2 separate regions of the Homo sapiens genome follow, and region 1 is linked to region 2. Evidence: chromatin loops called from intact Hi-C (ENCODE). Cell type or tissue: ascending aorta. All regions are shown on one strand.

Region 1 (8,000 bases), 230 kb before region 2:
CAAATTCCCTGAGCCTCAGTTTCTACAACTGTAAAATGGGGCAATAACGTGTACCTTGGGGTTTCAAAGAGGAATAAATGAGATGCCCTATATACAGTGAAGGATAATCGTTCTCCACTCAATAACTATTCTTTCCCTGCCCTATTTCACTGTAGCTTATCTGATCAAACTTTGAGTACAAAAGAATGAGGCCCACATGTTTCCTGTCATTTTTTTGCACATCTTACCAAAATAAACAGAAAACTAACCAATAGTGGCAAATCATCAGTACTCAGATCTGGATAGAAGAAAGCAGAGGAAGCAAAATGGAATGATCCTGGTAGGAATGAGGGCAGAGGGCACTCTTTACAGCATGCTTTGGACTCATGGAAGCTTTTCTGGTGGGTCCAGAAGGTAACAGGATACCCCACAGAGGTGTGGAGGACACATGCTACCTTAACCTTTCATCCAGTCTTTCAACCTTTAACCAACTCTGGAGAGAGCAGCAAGTCAGTTTCCTGACTGGGTTCAATGATATATCTGAGAAATTTATTGATTTATATGTATCAAGAAATATAAATAGTCCAGGTGCTGTGGCTGACACCTGTAATCCCAACACTTTGGGAGGCTGAGGCGGGTGGATCACTTGAGGTCAGGAGTTTGAGACCAGCCTGGCCAACATGGCAAAACCCTGTCTCTACTAAAAAATACAAAAATTAGCTGGGCGTGGTGGTGCGCGCCTATAATCCTCGCTACCTGGAAGGCTGAGGCAGGAGAATCGCTTGAACCCAGGAGGCAGAGGCTGCAGTGAGCCAAGATTGCACCCATGCACTCTAGTGTGGGCAACAGAGTGAGACTCCATCTCAAAAAAAAAAAAAAAAAAAAAAAAAAGAAAGAACAAGAAAGAAAGAAAAAATATATATAAATGTTGTTTTTGGTAAAACATGTATGTCAGTATATATGTATATATTTCAATAACAGATTAAACGCTATTTCTCAGATACTTTGGTGGATCATTTGGGGACAGGGTTGTCTTTAACAAAGTTGATTGGCAGTAGATAAGAGTTTGGGGGTGGAAATGAACCCTAGATTGGAGACTGCAGTGTGTTATAGAAGAGAAAGCAGCAACGGCATTCCTTAAAGTCATAGTAGCTGACATTTAGTGAAGATTTGCTATGTGCCAGGGTTTATGTCTTCATGAACATTCTCTTGTTAGCATGTTTCTCTTTTCATAATTTTTTAATTGTAGTATATAACATAGACATTTAAAAAATGTATAGCTGAGCTTCATGTGTTACTTGAAGGTAACCATTCTTGTCACTACAACCCAAGTCAAGTTTTGACAGTTTTTGCCCCGTGTATTTTGAAGCTATGTTATTAGGTGCATAAACAATTAGGATTGCTCTCTCATTATCACATGTTGCAAGAAGTGATGCATGCTAAGATCTGAAGAGTCCCACCTTTGCTATTTCTGTCTCTGACAGTAGAGTTCCTGAAAATGAAGTTTGTTGCTAGAATGTGCCCTCTTTGTGGGCACATGAATAATGGCTGCTTGGTCAAGGTAGGAAGATGGAATTTTCTGTAGTAGGAAATTCTCTACATCCCTCCTGTCGGTGATGATTCTTCCATATGTTCACATAGGGGAGCCAATGTAAAGCTATGACTAAGTAGTTAGACCTTAACATCAGACAGATCAACCACTTATATGCTGTGTGGCTTGGGCAACTCACTTAACCCTTCGATAAGCTTCCATTCTCTCTTTTTTAAAAAGAACATTATGGCTCAGTGTTTCCTCTACCGATTCCTTCCACCTCCCCCTTCAAAAATAAAGAGTACTGTGGCTACTTTATTGGTATGTGGCTATACGACGATTAAATAAAAATACCTTGGCAGGGTCCATAACACGATGCTTGGCATATAGTAAACACCCAATAAATGTTAAATAATACTGTGTCATTACTGTCTTGTTATATTACCTTACCTGAACTGAGGCTCAGTTTGACATATCTTATATGTATTAATCCCCCTGCCATGGGCCACTGCAGTGAGCAGATACTAACAGACTGATTCCATGAGACTTTTTCTTTTCTTACAGGGCCGATGTCCATTGGAATCACTGTGATGCTGATCATACACAACTATTTGTTCCTTTACATCCCTTATTTGATGTGGCTTTACTTTGACTGGCATACCCCAGAGCGAGGAGGCAGGAGATCCAGCTGGATCAAAAATTGGACTCTTTGGAAACACTTTAAGGACTATTTTCCAATTCATGTGAGTACAGTTGTTTTATAAAGTATTATTTTGATTTAGGAGAAGAGTGGAAATTTGTTTTCATCACATATATCTCAAGCTTCTTTTTCAGAGGGGATGTCTTAGTCTGTTTTGTGCTGCTGTAACAGAATACCAAAGACTAGGTAATTTATAAAGAAAACAAATTTTTTTCTCACAGTTGTGGAGGCTGGGATCTGGCAAGATACCAAAGATGCTGGCATCTGGCAAGAGCCTTCCTGCTGCATCAGCCCATAGCGCAAGGTAGAAGGGCAGGAGAGGGCAAAAAAGAGCAAGAGGGGGTTGAATTCATTCCTTTATAAGGAACTCACTCCCAAGATAACAAACCCACTTCTGTGATAATGGCGTTAATCCATTCACTCTGCTTTCATTCCTAATTACCTCTCATTAGGCCCCACCTCCCAACACCGTTGCGTTGGGGATTAAGTTTTTAAACACTTACTTTTGAGGGAAACATTCAAACCATAGCAGGGAGAAAGGCTGCAATTTGGTTCCAATTACTAAATGAACTGTAAGCTGACTTGACAAAATCTAGAAGGCTATATATAAAGGGATCTGGGCTCAGAAGATAGTTTAGAAATTTGGAAACAGCTCCAACCCAGGGAACAAAAATGAGTCATGTTCTCCATTTTCTCTTGACATAAAAACTAGTCCTTTTGTTTCTCATTGGAAAATAATAAGGGAAGTTTCTTTTTTTTAAAATCTCAATATGAATGTGCTGTAGCTTATCAAAACTCAAGATTTGGATCCAAGTCACAACTATATATTTGGGTTTCACCCCCATGGAATAATGGCAGTTGGAGCCTTTGGGAATTTTTCTGTAAATTATTCTGACTTCAAGGACCTGTTTCCTGGCTTTACTTCATATCTTCACGTGCTGCCACTTTGGTTCTGGTGTCCTGTCTTTCGAGAATATGTGATGAGTGTTGGTAAGTGATGGCAGATCACTGTTTCCACAGTGCTTTGGGGTAGCAGGAGCACACAGAACATTCCCTCCCAGGCCCATGTGTGTTTATGGTCTCTTAGAGTAAAACCTGTTTTATCCTCATCTGGCACTTCCTATGGTGTCTGGGTGTTTCCTGCCCTCCCCCACTGGACTGTAAGTGGCAGAAACACAAACTGTGTCTTCTTTTCTGTTCCATCCCAAGTATCCAGCATGGTGCCTGGAACATAGAAATGTTCAATGAATATTAACACAATGATCAAATAAAGTAATGAATGCAGTTTGTGTATTCAGATGTAGAAAAAGAAATCAGGGATCAAGTAAGTGACAAATCACACCCTTGGAGAGGCACCATGCATGCTGTTACGAATACTAGAAATGGAAAATGTCTTTCATTGTGTCTTGAAGTAACAGCAGTGATAAAACTAAGCATATTCAACTTGCTGTCTTCCTAGATGAAAAATAACTTGGCTCAGAAATAAGAGTCCAGGCCGGGCGCGGTGGCTCACGCCTGTAATCCCAGCACTTTAGGAGACTGAGGCGGGCAGATCTCTTGAGCCCAGGAGGTTGAGACCAGCTTGGGCCACATGGCAAAACCCTGTCTCTACAAAAAATGCAAAAATTAGCTGGGCATGGTGGCACACATCTGTAGTCCCAACTACTCAGGAGGCTGAGGTGGAAGGATCACCTGAGCTTGGGAGGTCAAGGCTGCAGTGACCGGAGATGGTGCCCCTGCACTTCAGTCTGGGTGACAGAGAGAGACCCAATCACAATTAAAAAAATAAATAAAAAGAGACGAGGGCAGTGACTCACACCTGTTATCTCAGCACTTTGGGAGGCCGAGGTGGGGTGAATCACTTGAGGTCAGGAGTTCGAGACCAGCCTTGCCAACATAGTGAAACCCCGTCTCTACTAAAAATACAAAAATTAGGGCATGGTAGTGGGCGCCTGTAATCCCAGCTACTCAGGAAGCTGAGGTGGGGGAACTGCTTGAACCCAGGAGGTGGAGGTTGCAGTGAGCCAACATTTTGCCACTGCACTCCAGCCCGGGCGACAGAGCGATACTCCGTCTCAAAAAAGAAAGAAAGAAAAAAAAGAATTGTTCATGGTCCTCTAGACTTTTATTACGTCCTATTAATCTCTCAAGTCACTACTGTCATTATATACCTGGTAGCATATCACTAAGCACCCAGGTACCAGAATTCACCGCTGAGTTTTCAGGTTGTTTTCAAAGTCCAGCCTGGTCCCGAGGGCACACTAGAGGGCGCACTAAACCCTCCAAGCTACCGGAAGATCCGGCATCTGGCCTGCAGAGGGTGCACTATCCCCCTCTTAACCACCGAAAGTGGGGTTGGGGGGGAATTACTTCTCTTCCTTGTTTTGTATACATTGTGTTAGAGTTTTATAAAAGGAAGACAATTACAGAGAAAAATGTTTAAATTTCACAAAAGCACAGAAACATATTTAAAGTGTAATGTTTGCTTATTCAAAGCATTGCCGCAGTGAGTTTGAGTCGTATAGTTAAGAGCAGGTTTGGCAAATTCATGGACAAGAGATGTAGGTACCCCCTTCTCCATAGCCTTATCAGACACATATACTCCATCTTAGAGTCTTTCTCCGTATAGTGCCCCTACAGCCACTGCAGTTTACTAGAGTTGGCTTTGGAGAGGAAAGCTGTTTGCAATCCCTGGTTTCTTTTTATTTATTTATTTTTTATTTTATTTTATTTTATTTTTTTTGAGACGGAGTTTCGCTCTTGTTGCCCAGGCTGGGGAGTGCAATGGCGTGATCTTGGCTCATTGCGACCTCTGCCTCCCTGGTTCAAGTGATTCTCCTGCCTCAGCCTCCCAAGCAGCTGGGATTACAGGCTTGCACCACCATGCCAGGCTAATTTTTTGTATTTTTAGTAGAAACGGGGTTTCACCATGTTAGCCAGGCTGGTCAAGAACTCCTGACCTCAGGTGATCCACCCAGCTCGGCCTCCCAAAGCGCTGGGATTACAGGCATGCACCACTGCGCCCAGCAATCACTGGTTTCTGACATCATGAATAGTTTTCTGTGGTACAACCTTCAGTTCCTTAAAAGGTAAATAGAAATACTCAAACTTTCAGCCAGTGGAGGTTTGGACTATCCTTGTTTCTAAGTCTAAAGAATTATCTATACTTCCCAGAACCAGCTTCCTAGGACAGCCCTTGGTCCAAGGCTGCCCCTCTCCACTGTGCCTGCCCAAGCGGCTGCCTCTCTGGGTGTGAAAGACTGACAGACATAGGCACCAGACCTCACGTAGTAAGGAACCATAGGGCTTCAGAGGGCCTTTGTTGACAGCAGTCTGTTTTGCTCTTACCCAATAGGATTCTGCATCTGTAAGTCCTTTTAAATCCCACCTCCAACCCATTCCTCTTGTCCCATTTTGGGTGTATCTATACCTATCAGGTGTCAGCCAGAGCCAACTGCGTTTCAGGTTCATACTTCTTTCTGTTTACCCCTTAAGGCTGGACAGGTAACAGAATCAGATCACAACAGCCTTATATACCATACAGAGGACTTTCGATTTTATTTTGTAGATAAGCCATGGGGAACTTGGAGGGATTTTGAGCAAAGGAGGGATCTGATGGATTTGGTGTGATAGAAAGATAATTCAGGCAGCAGCTTGGAACGTGGTTACAGGCAGGTAGGCCTGGAGACTGATGATGGAAGCGGCCTGTTGAGTGATGAAGGGAGAGGTGATAAGGGCTATGCTAACAGTGGCAATGGCACTGGAGATACAGAAGAGGAGATTAATATCAAAAATATTTGATACAGTCTCTAAGACTTAATGATTGATTCATCCTCATGAAGTCAGTAACTATTTTGTCATTATTATCAATACTTAGCCCAGTACCTGGCCAGTAGCAGGTGCTCAATAAATGCTTTTAAATGAATGAATGATCAGTCAATGTGGTGGCTAAGAAAGGAGAATGTGGCTACATATGGAAGAAGCTGTGTTTTGACCAGATAGATGATGGTCCCATTCACCTTGATAAATAATGTTGGAAGAGGGACAACTTTAAGGGAGAATTTAATGCATTCGGTTTGGAGACGTGTAGTTTGAGGTGTCTTAGAGCTGTCACTGTAGAGCTGTCAATTGGGCATTTGGAGATATGGGCCTGGAACCTCAGGAGGAAGATCTCCTGACAGATGGATTTGGGAGAACTCAGCATACATAAATGGTAGTTGAATCCATGGGTGTAGATGAGGTTAGAGGACAAGAGAGATAAGGAAGGACCCCTAAGAAATAGCAGCATTGAAGGATGGCCTGAAGACAAGGAGCCTGAGGGAAAACGGAGGAGTGGCCAGAGGCAAGCTAGGAGAGCCAGGGGTGTGGAAACCCAAGAGGCCCTCTTCCTGGTGGAAGAGATGCACCCAACTCTCACTCAGGTTCACACAGAGCAGAATGGCATGTCTTGACCTCAGTGAAGGTTCAAACCCATCTAGGCAGGCTCAGGCTCTCTACCTCTAACCCAGCATCCTCTGCCTCTTAAGAGGGCAGTTGGTCATTCAGAATCCTGTCATAATTCCTCCCATAATAGAAACCCAGAGTAAAATTAGCATATCATTTTCTTCAAGTGATGAGATATGCTATGTCTTTATAAAGACTGTCTAACACTTTCTGTTATGACTAAATAAAAATGGATAAAACCCAGAATGGAAAGAAACATAAGACATTAAAAAGTGATTATTTCTGAAATGTAGTTCAAGACTGGTTTGTATGTTTGTCTTTATTCTTTCCTATATTTTCCTCCAAGAGTATGTAGAACATGTGAAATCTGAAAAGGAATCTTTTAAGTTATTTTTACATGGGAAAGCCTGAAATACAGACCGAACAATTATCTAACTGTTTTAAATGAACAATTTACCAAAGTCAGACTATACTTATTGGAAACATGTAGAGATCTGGCAAGTGATCTAGGTTGTCAAATGTCTTGTTTTTTTTTTTTTTTTTTTTAACCATTTTGTATTAGTTCATTTTCACACTGCTGATAAAGACATATCCAAGACTGGGAAGAAAAAGAGGTTTGAAAGACTTACAGTTCTACATGGCTGGGGAGGCCTCATAATCATGGTGGAAGGCAAGGAGAAGCAAGTCACGTCTTACATGGGTGGCGGCAGGCAAGGAGAGAGCTTGTGCAGGGAAACTCCTCTTTATGAAACAATCAGATCTCATGGGACTTATTCACTATCACGAGAACAGCATGAGAAAGACCTGCCCCCACGAGTCAGTTACCTCCAACTTGGTCCCTTCCACGACATGAAGGAATTGTGGGAGTTGCAATTCAAGGTGAGATTTAGGTGGGGGCACAGTCAAACGATATCACATTTATATTATAAATCCAGGTTTGGAAAATAATGATCCATATAGAATATCTGAAAACAGGCCATTATATATTCAGAAAATCCACTGCAGCCTCTTGGAGAATATACTTTTTGGTTCTGTGTAAAAATTCGCCATGATAAATATCAAGGCCACCACATACAGCTGTGCAGGTTGTGCACTGAACAACTCCAGGGGCAGGGGATCCTTTTACTTAGAATGCAATATAAATGGTGTCCTCTAGAGTTCAGTAGTGCACAACCTACCTAAACAAACAAGTGGTAGACCTAGTAATGACTGAATGACATTTTAAAGACCTAGCCCATTACCTGCCAAGATGTTAACTTATTAATAGAATACATTACTAAAGATTTGGCTATGAAAAATTACAAACTTACAAAGTGCTCCAAAGGTAAGCAGTGTAGGAAATTTTGT
Region 2 (8,000 bases):
GCCTACTAGCATTTGCTATGAAATTGGCATTTGTGGTTCATCAAACTTTGTTCAGAAGGCTGTGTCTAGACTGTGTCTTGGGAACATGTTATAGTTTTCTTTAGGTTCATTGGGAAAGTAGAATTAATTTTTAGATTTTGCATATAATAAATGAAACAAGTAGTTTCTCTTGGCCATACTCAAGAAGAAAGTGTGCAGTGTCGCTGGTTAGCTGAGGCTTTAGTTTCTGTTCATTCTGTGTTGCAGCTGTGGCAGTGATCTGCAGACTGCAGAGTGGGTATCTCAGCTGCATGTTAAACATGCTAGGCCTTTTTCGTTTTCCCCTCTCTTGGTTTCTTGTTACACCCATTGCATTGCATCAGTAGCAGCATCTGCCTAGGGTGTTGAAAAGGGGAACTTTCACAACTGGTGGGTTAAGCTGTGTACTTTCTGCTATTAGTGCCTGCTAGCTGATCAAGCTCAGTGAAGTGTGTCTTCATTAAATAGTTTCCATATTTGAAGATAATCTTCAACTGGAAAAGAAAACGAATGTTGTAGCAATATTTAAAATATTTTTTGAGTAAGACTTTTGGGGATTAACCCCAGAATGTTGTATCTGATATGGTTGAAGGAAAGATGCACAAGCCTTATTTCAAATTAATGAACTTTGAAGCTTTGTTTCCATCTTATCCCAACAGTCTATTTTGAGGTCCTGAGGGGAGGATGAGTGGATGAAAAAAGGCAGTGGCGATGACCCTGCTCTCGTTGTGTCCAAGGTAGAGTAGCCACCAGCTTCACTACGACCAGATTCTTCCTTGGGGGACAGAAAAACAAAAGGCACTTGGTTGCTTGGCAGGCCTTTTCAGGGTCCTTTTAAGTTTCATATGGTTTTATAAAACTGTAGCAGAGTTAAGAGCTGGAACCTGTGTCAGCATCACCTGATTCCAGTGTTCCCAGCAGTAAATGCATTGCACTAACGTCGTCTTGAAATGAACAGTGAAATGATTTCAGGACAACCTTAAAATACATGTATACCTGAAATAGAACAAAGCTGCAAAGACTAAAAATAGAAACAGAAAAGAGTACAAGCTGGCTCATATACTTTGTGAGCCATCAGAAACACTTGATTTTTTCTTAGATATTTTATAAAAATAAGAAGAGAATGAGGGATTATGTAATATGGTGCTTAGAGAAGACTTCACTATGACATTCCTTCTAAATTGATCCAAAAAGATAATAGAAACACTCATTTATGTCCTTGTAAGTTGACTTAGCTTTCTTTTCCTCTTTCTTAATGCCGTCTTTTGTGTTATTTCTTAGTCACATTTTTTTACCCTGTTTGTGTATGTGTATAAAACTTATTTTCTGATTTATTAGGACATTTGCATCATGCTATATGTAACAAATTATGGTCAGTCTCTTGGCTGGGATTTGTGGGTTGGTTATTATATTACTCTTCTCTTAGTTTCCCCTTCCAAACTGTCCCTCTCCTTTCATCCTATTTATTAAAGGCACTGCTGCATACCAAATTGTTGAAGCCAAAAAATCAGGGGTGTCTGATTTACATCCCTTACAGCCTCCCCCCGCCTTTTTTTTAGCAGGCCTCCTTGCTTCCACACTTGCCCCCAACTGTAATTCACTCACACACAGCATAAAAATGATTTTTCACAATTGTTAATCAGGCCACCTTACTCACCTGCTTAATAAGACCCGGACTTCTTTCTACAGTGCAGTTGAAGCATTGTGATTTTATGCTTAATCTCTGGAATGAGTTTGCCTGGGTTCATATTCTAGTCCCATTACTTATTAGTTACATGATTTTGAACAAGTTATATTTACTCTACATCTCCATATTCTCATGTGTAAAATAGGGATAATAATAGTAACAGTTTTTTACAGGTATGGTAAGAGTTTAATAAGTTAACACTTGCCGTGTCCTTAGCATGTAGTAAGCACTAATAAAGGTTAGTTACCCTCATTATCATTATCATGATTATTACAACTATCCAGATCTCTTGAATATTTTTACTCTGTGGCTCCCCTCAGAATAATTTTTTCATAGTGATCTTCAGTTGCAGAGAGAATGGTTAAATGAAGCCAGGTGTACTTTACTGAAGAAGACAGGAATGTGTGTAATTTTGAAATATTTCTAAATAGTGAAAGTAAAACAAGTCCTAGTGCTTAAAGAGGTTTTCAGTAGGAGACAAGATTACCACCTGTAAGTAGAGAGAAGGAAGGGTGGAAGGTGTGTGTGTACGTGTGTGTGTGTGTGTGTGTGTGTGTGTGTGTGTGTGTGTGTGTATTTTGAGACAGGGTCTCACTCTTGCCCAGGCTGGAGTGTAGTGGTATGATCATAGCTCTCTGCAGCCTTGAGTTCCTGGGGTCAGGTGATCCTTTTGCCTCAGCCTCCTAGGTAGCTGGGACGACAGGCATGTACTGCACGTCTGGCTAATTTTTACACTTTTTTAGACATGGGGTCTTGCTGTGTTGCCCAGGCTGGTCTCGAATTCCTGGCCTCAAATGAGTTGCCTGTCTCAGCCTTCCAAAGTGTTGAGATTACAGGCATGAGCCAGTGCACCTGCCCAGAGGAGGCTATTTGAATAGAGAGAAGGTTTCAGAGGTATTTCAGAGGGTGAGAAAACGAATAGACCAGGGATGTATGATAGGATTGCTTCAGGGTGTTGAGGTCCTAGATTTAATAAGGTTGGCTGTTCTGCAGCAGTGTTCAATGATATTGGCAAGGAATAAATAGTTTAATCTTGTCTTGGGCTAGCCATAGGGACAAAGTTAGGATTAGAAACTTTTCCAGCACAAATCAGATACAATATAGAGTGGGTAGTGTCCTCTAAATGTAATATTTATGAAAAACATAATTACTAGATGATTCAGTGGTTTAAAGAATTAAAATCATGAGATTCAGATTTCGTTTTATATTTTATTTTTTACATATGTGGAAATCTTACGCTCATTTGATTCCTTTGCCACATGGTGGCATCATTGCATGAGTTTACATATTTAGATTATATATCAAACACCTTTTCAGAACACACATAGTCTTTGAAATTTATAAATCCTGTCACTTACATATTAGAATCTGGAAGGTAGTGCATTCTTAACCTTTAGAGTGTAAAATTCTTAATAATTATAATCCAGTTCCTGCACATTTTGGCCAAGTTGTCATCTGTCTTCTAACCCTCACAGAGCTCCTTTTGAAGTCATTGGAGCTCCCTGTGCTGAGCATTTCATGGGGGTAAAGAGCAAGGTGAGAGTTTGGGACCAGTAAAGTAAATAAGTACCATCTTAAATGCAGTTGCTTTATCCATCAAAATAAAAATTTATTTCTTAAATGCGTAATTGCATGGGACACTAGATGGCAGCATTTATCCTTTTCCGTTTTTATCCAACCTCTTCTAGAAATTTCTTAAATGTTTACATTTATAAAATGAACATGGTCAGATGATTTTAAGGTGTTTGAGATGTATATTACTGACACAGCCATGTTTGGGAATTAATTACCTATATATTTTTGCAGAGAGAGGAGCTTTTTATACAGTCCGTATGTAATTAGGGATTTATGGTTTTGTCTAAGTTGAGGAAAATTTCTAAAGACAATATGTTAAAAAACTTCAAAAGGGAGTTTTTACTAATGCATATTTGGTATTACCAGCACTTACGATAAACAGATAAAATATTGAAAACCTGGCGGTGCCAGTAAGCATTTAAGGCTTGAATAGAGGGACTTTGAATAATATAACTAGTCCACCTGGTTATGTAAACAGAAACTTGTTTACTTTGCTTTTGCTTATCCAGAGTTTGGTATGGCAATTCAAGTTCAGCAATCATAAAGATTTCTGTTAGCTTGGATAGAGAAAGTTTCTGTGAATCATTTTATACCGTCTGATACTGACATTTAGGAATTCCTAAATAGAGAGAAATTAAAATTTTGGCATCTGCGGTACTTGGTACTAGGCTAAATATTAAGTTAACACCTACATCATTTAAATAGGTGAAATTTATAAGTAGATTATTAGTGTATGACCATTTGGCCAGGCAGTTGACCTTTACGAGCCTATCAAACTCTCAATATTTTTGAAAACCAAAAATAAAGCCAAAAAACCCCCCAGTTACAATATAAGATTTGAGTTGTTATAGAAGATGTCACAAAATAGCTAATTTTTAAAATAGATTTTTCACTCAAACTCAGTTTCTGGCTTTTTATTAAAAAGATAATTCTATGCAAACGTAACTTTCTGGTTCATCATAACATTTGGACGATATTCTGGTTTCTTCTGTAAATTATTATTTTGATTACATTAAAAAAATTTTTTTTTGTTTTATCAGGTTATTCTTGGACAGTATAATTGGCTTTCCTATGAAGATGTCTTTGTTCGAGCCTTTAATTTTGGAAATGGATTACAGATGTTGGGTCAGAAACCAAAGACCAACATCGCCATCTTCTGTGAGACCAGGGCCGAGTGGATGATAGCTGCACAGGCGTGTTTTATGTATAATTTTCAGCGTATGTAGACTTTCTTATCTTCTGGAAGAATGAACTTAACTGATATTTATTGAAATACTTTACTCTGAAGAGGTTAAAATTCTGATGTTAATTTTCACCCAGTGTCCAGTTAGTGGAGAACTCTGTTGTGACTTGGAATTTTTGGTTTATTTTGGAAAATAAATCAATTATATGACAAATTGTACCAATCAGTGTTGCAGTGAGGCTTGAACCTCTTCATGGGAGACTTTCAGGTCTTGAGAACTAGACCTACACTTAGGGGCCGTTGTTCCAATACCATTTCTCAGGAATCCTCTTTAGAAGTTACTGTCAATTTTGTTCTGTCACCTCTATCAGTAACAACAGTTGACCTCCGAAACACTTCCATACTGAAACCTGGTGAACTTCAAGGTGCAGGTTAAACAATAGAGTTTTCATATTGTAATTATCTGAATGGTAATTGTGGTGGCTCAGTCTGTGAGATAGTTCTGGAAGCATAAGTTCAGAGGTCTCGGTGCCAAAATGTGACAGTAATTTGTGGATGTTTAGTCTCATCCTTCAGATGAAACAGAAAATACACTTTCACCAGATTTCTTGCTGTAAATTCCTCCACCTTTTCTTTTTCTTTTTTTTGAGATGGAGTCTCACTCTGTCGCCAGGCTGGAGTGCAGTGGCACAGTCTCAGGTTACTGCAGCCTCTGCCTCCCGGGTTCAAGCAATTCTCCTGCCTTAGCCTCTCGAGTAGCTGGGACTGCAGGCGCATGCCGCCATGCCCGGCTAATTTTTTGTATTTTTAGTAGAGATGGGGTTTCACCCTGTTGGCCAGGATGGTCTTGATCTCCTGACCTTGTGATCCGCCCACCTCGGCCTCCCAGAGTGCTGGGAATATAAACGTGAGCCACCGTGCTAGGCCTCCTACACCTTTTCTTTTAAACAAACATTCCATTTTTGTTGTCACAGGTTTGGATTTACATTGTTTCTTTTGAGGAGCTTTAAAAGAATTATTTTCAAAGTCATTTTGTGTATCTTTTTTGAGTTAGGCAGAAAGTAAATAAAAATCTACACTATTCATGTTATGTAATTTCAGCATTTCAGAGAATGTTTGTCTTTAGATATTTTTGCTTGAGAATAAACGGTACTGCCACTTGTTTGTGCTCTTTTCTTGACATACACCGTAAATCTGACATTCAGTGTGTCATCCTATTTGTATATGTTCTTTTTCACATTGTAAAGCCAAGTGGCCAACAATTAAGAATTTGAAGTCTTAGAAATCAGTTATAATTCCTTCACAATGTGGTAGTCCCAGAGTAACATCTGTAAGTGAAACAAAATAAAAATTTAAATATCTTCATCTTTAAAAATTGGAAATCTTGGGGCATTTAGGGGAGGATGAGTAGGTGTAATGTTGATTAGTATGATAAGATAACTTTAAAAAACATAACACTTATAGACTGTGGATTTAACAGTTTAGGGCTCCTAATGCGTTATTATGATTCATCTCCACATTCAGAGACTTTACATTTGTAGTTAAATGTTTGAATATTTGACTGGCTGCTGCTTTTCCTTTTAGTTGTTACATTATATGCCACTCTAGGAGGTCCAGCCATTGTTCATGCATTAAATGAAACAGAGGTGACCAACATCATTACTAGTAAAGAACTCTTACAAACAAAGTTGAAGGTGAGGACTCTAGTTACTTTCTAACTGTCTGATACTTTAGAATTTTCAGTGTCATGAGCCCTATTATTGATACTTAGTTCTTTTATGACTTTTAAGTCCTTAATCTTTGTGGACTTTTATGAATATCATACTTTATTTTTTCCTTTAGAAAATAAAAAGTAGATTTTGTATATATTCATGTATAAGTAATCCAGAGTTATAAATTGTTAAGATGCCTATGTTTAAATTGAAGAAATTACGACTACTTTTTCTCTTATTGTGCTCATCTATTTTCTAGTTTACTTTTAGTAAATTTGTAATTTTGAAGGGTTATATTTTAAACTAGTAATTTTTATTTTACTTCTGAAGCATTAAGTAATTACAAGTTTTCAGAATTGTTTGGAAGTTAAAAAGGGAGACTTTTAATTATATTACAGTAAAAAGAGTTTCTTTGGTCTCTAGACAACTCCCAGAAATATCTGGGCTATTCTATATGGGGGAAGGAGGAGAAAATTCACATGTAAACTTGTTCAAAAAGAAAATTTTGAACAAGTTTGCATGTGAATTTTCTCCTCCTTCCCCCATATATTTTTATGTAGTCTCTTGAAAATATGAGGGGCTTCTGGTTTCTCTACAGTTTAGGCAACCTGTGTTTACATGCCCGTTTTATAAGGCAGTACCCTTCTTGATCAGGGTTTTACCAAAGGCCAAGGGTACACACAGTGAATCTAATGCTATAAAATAATAATTTAAATTCAGACCAATACTTAATCATCTGTAAAAAGTGATATTATGCCAGTGTACCCTTTCTTCTTTCTTTTTTGAGGCAAGAAATTACTTAATGATTCACCGAATATGGTAAACTAGTATTCTTATTCGCTAAGCTGCTTGAAAAATAATGAACGTGATGAATGTTGGTGTATTTCTAGGATATAGTTTCTTTGGTCCCACGCCTGCGGCACATCATCACTGTTGATGGAAAGCCACCGACCTGGTCCGAGTTCCCCAAGGGCATCATTGTGCATACCATGGCTGCAGTGGAGGCCCTGGGAGCCAAGGCCAGCATGGGTATGTTACACTTTTCTAATTCCTTACCTGTGCTTTCTGGTGACCACATTCTCCAGAATTATGCCAAAGTTTTGATTCTGAGGTTAGCTCAAATGACACATCAGTTTTCTAACATCAGTTAGGAAAACAGGTCCCTCTAGGTATACTTTCATCTTGTCTTTAAAGAAAGTTTTAAGGAAAAATATAAACATTAATTATTAATGTTTTAAAGGTAGTATTTATTTGAAATTTAAAATATTTTACATTCAGTTTTCATTTCTTTTTTATGGTGATAGTTTTGGGTGGTTTAAAGTTAGTTTATAAATAATGACATTTATCTTGTCCTATGTGAATTACCTGTAAGTGTTAACAGAGTGGCTAAACCTGGAGGCCTCCTTTTACTCCCTGTTCCAGTTCTTCCCTTTCCTGAGGTGAAAACCTTACCCTCCAACTAGCACACCTAGGCATGGTGACTCTACAAGTTCCTATTCTCAAAAAAGCGTCAGAAAATGTTAGCTAGTGTACTAGTGTTTAGAGATACTGCAAAAGCTGCTGGGATGCTGGGACTGCATTTCCTCTGTAGTTGGAAACCTAGTAATTAGATGTAAGCATTCACTCAACTCAAATTTTAGGCACCTGGAATTTGAGTGGTAGTGGGATATTTAGATGCAGATATATTGTGGACAGTGGTGTGTAAAAGTCTAGTACTCGAGTTATGTTTGGACTTAGAGATTTGGAAGCTAGAAGCAGTTAGGTTTTAATTATAGCTGTGGGAGTAGGGGGTGAGGTCACCAACAGGGAATGGTGGCTTCAGAGG

Evidence for each region. A loop is a pair of places that touch in the nucleus more often than their neighbours do. Peaks named below come from ENCODE experiments on the same cell type or tissue, not always from the same donor. Only the 100,000 strongest peaks of a DNase experiment are listed, where the experiment ranks them.
Region 1: a loop joins it to region 2, with 3 times the contacts of the local background. A loop is called at or near these places in 42 of 110 quality-filtered maps.

The regions. Positions count from the first base shown.
Region 1 is chr2:222,686,270-222,694,269 of GRCh38, forward strand. MOGAT1 (monoacylglycerol O-acyltransferase 1) reads left to right here. Exons shown (of 6, transcript NM_058165.3): 2 at 2,075-2,253; 3 at 2,996-3,200. Among named protein-coding and RNA genes, the nearest start is that of MOGAT1, 19 kb to the left of the region's middle. RefSeq lists a silencer at 2,342-2,544. In ascending aorta, CTCF peaks have their summits at 4,513 (motif pointing right) and 7,819; a DNase peak (open chromatin) is centred at 4,492; H3K27ac peaks cover 1,828 bases.
Region 2 is chr2:222,911,999-222,919,998 of GRCh38, forward strand. It overlaps ACSL3 (acyl-CoA synthetase long chain family member 3), which reads left to right. Exons shown (of 17, transcript NM_004457.5): 5 at 4,321-4,498; 6 at 6,048-6,157; 7 at 7,066-7,204. It overlaps ACSL3-AS1 (ACSL3 antisense RNA 1), which reads right to left and starts at 7,603. Exons shown (of 3, transcript XR_923949.3): 1 at 7,541-7,603; 2 at 7,232-7,361; 3 at 4,656-5,791. In ascending aorta, CTCF peaks have their summits at 3,349 (motif pointing right) and 4,425 (motif pointing left); no DNase peak of the experiment used is centred here; H3K27ac peaks cover 312 bases.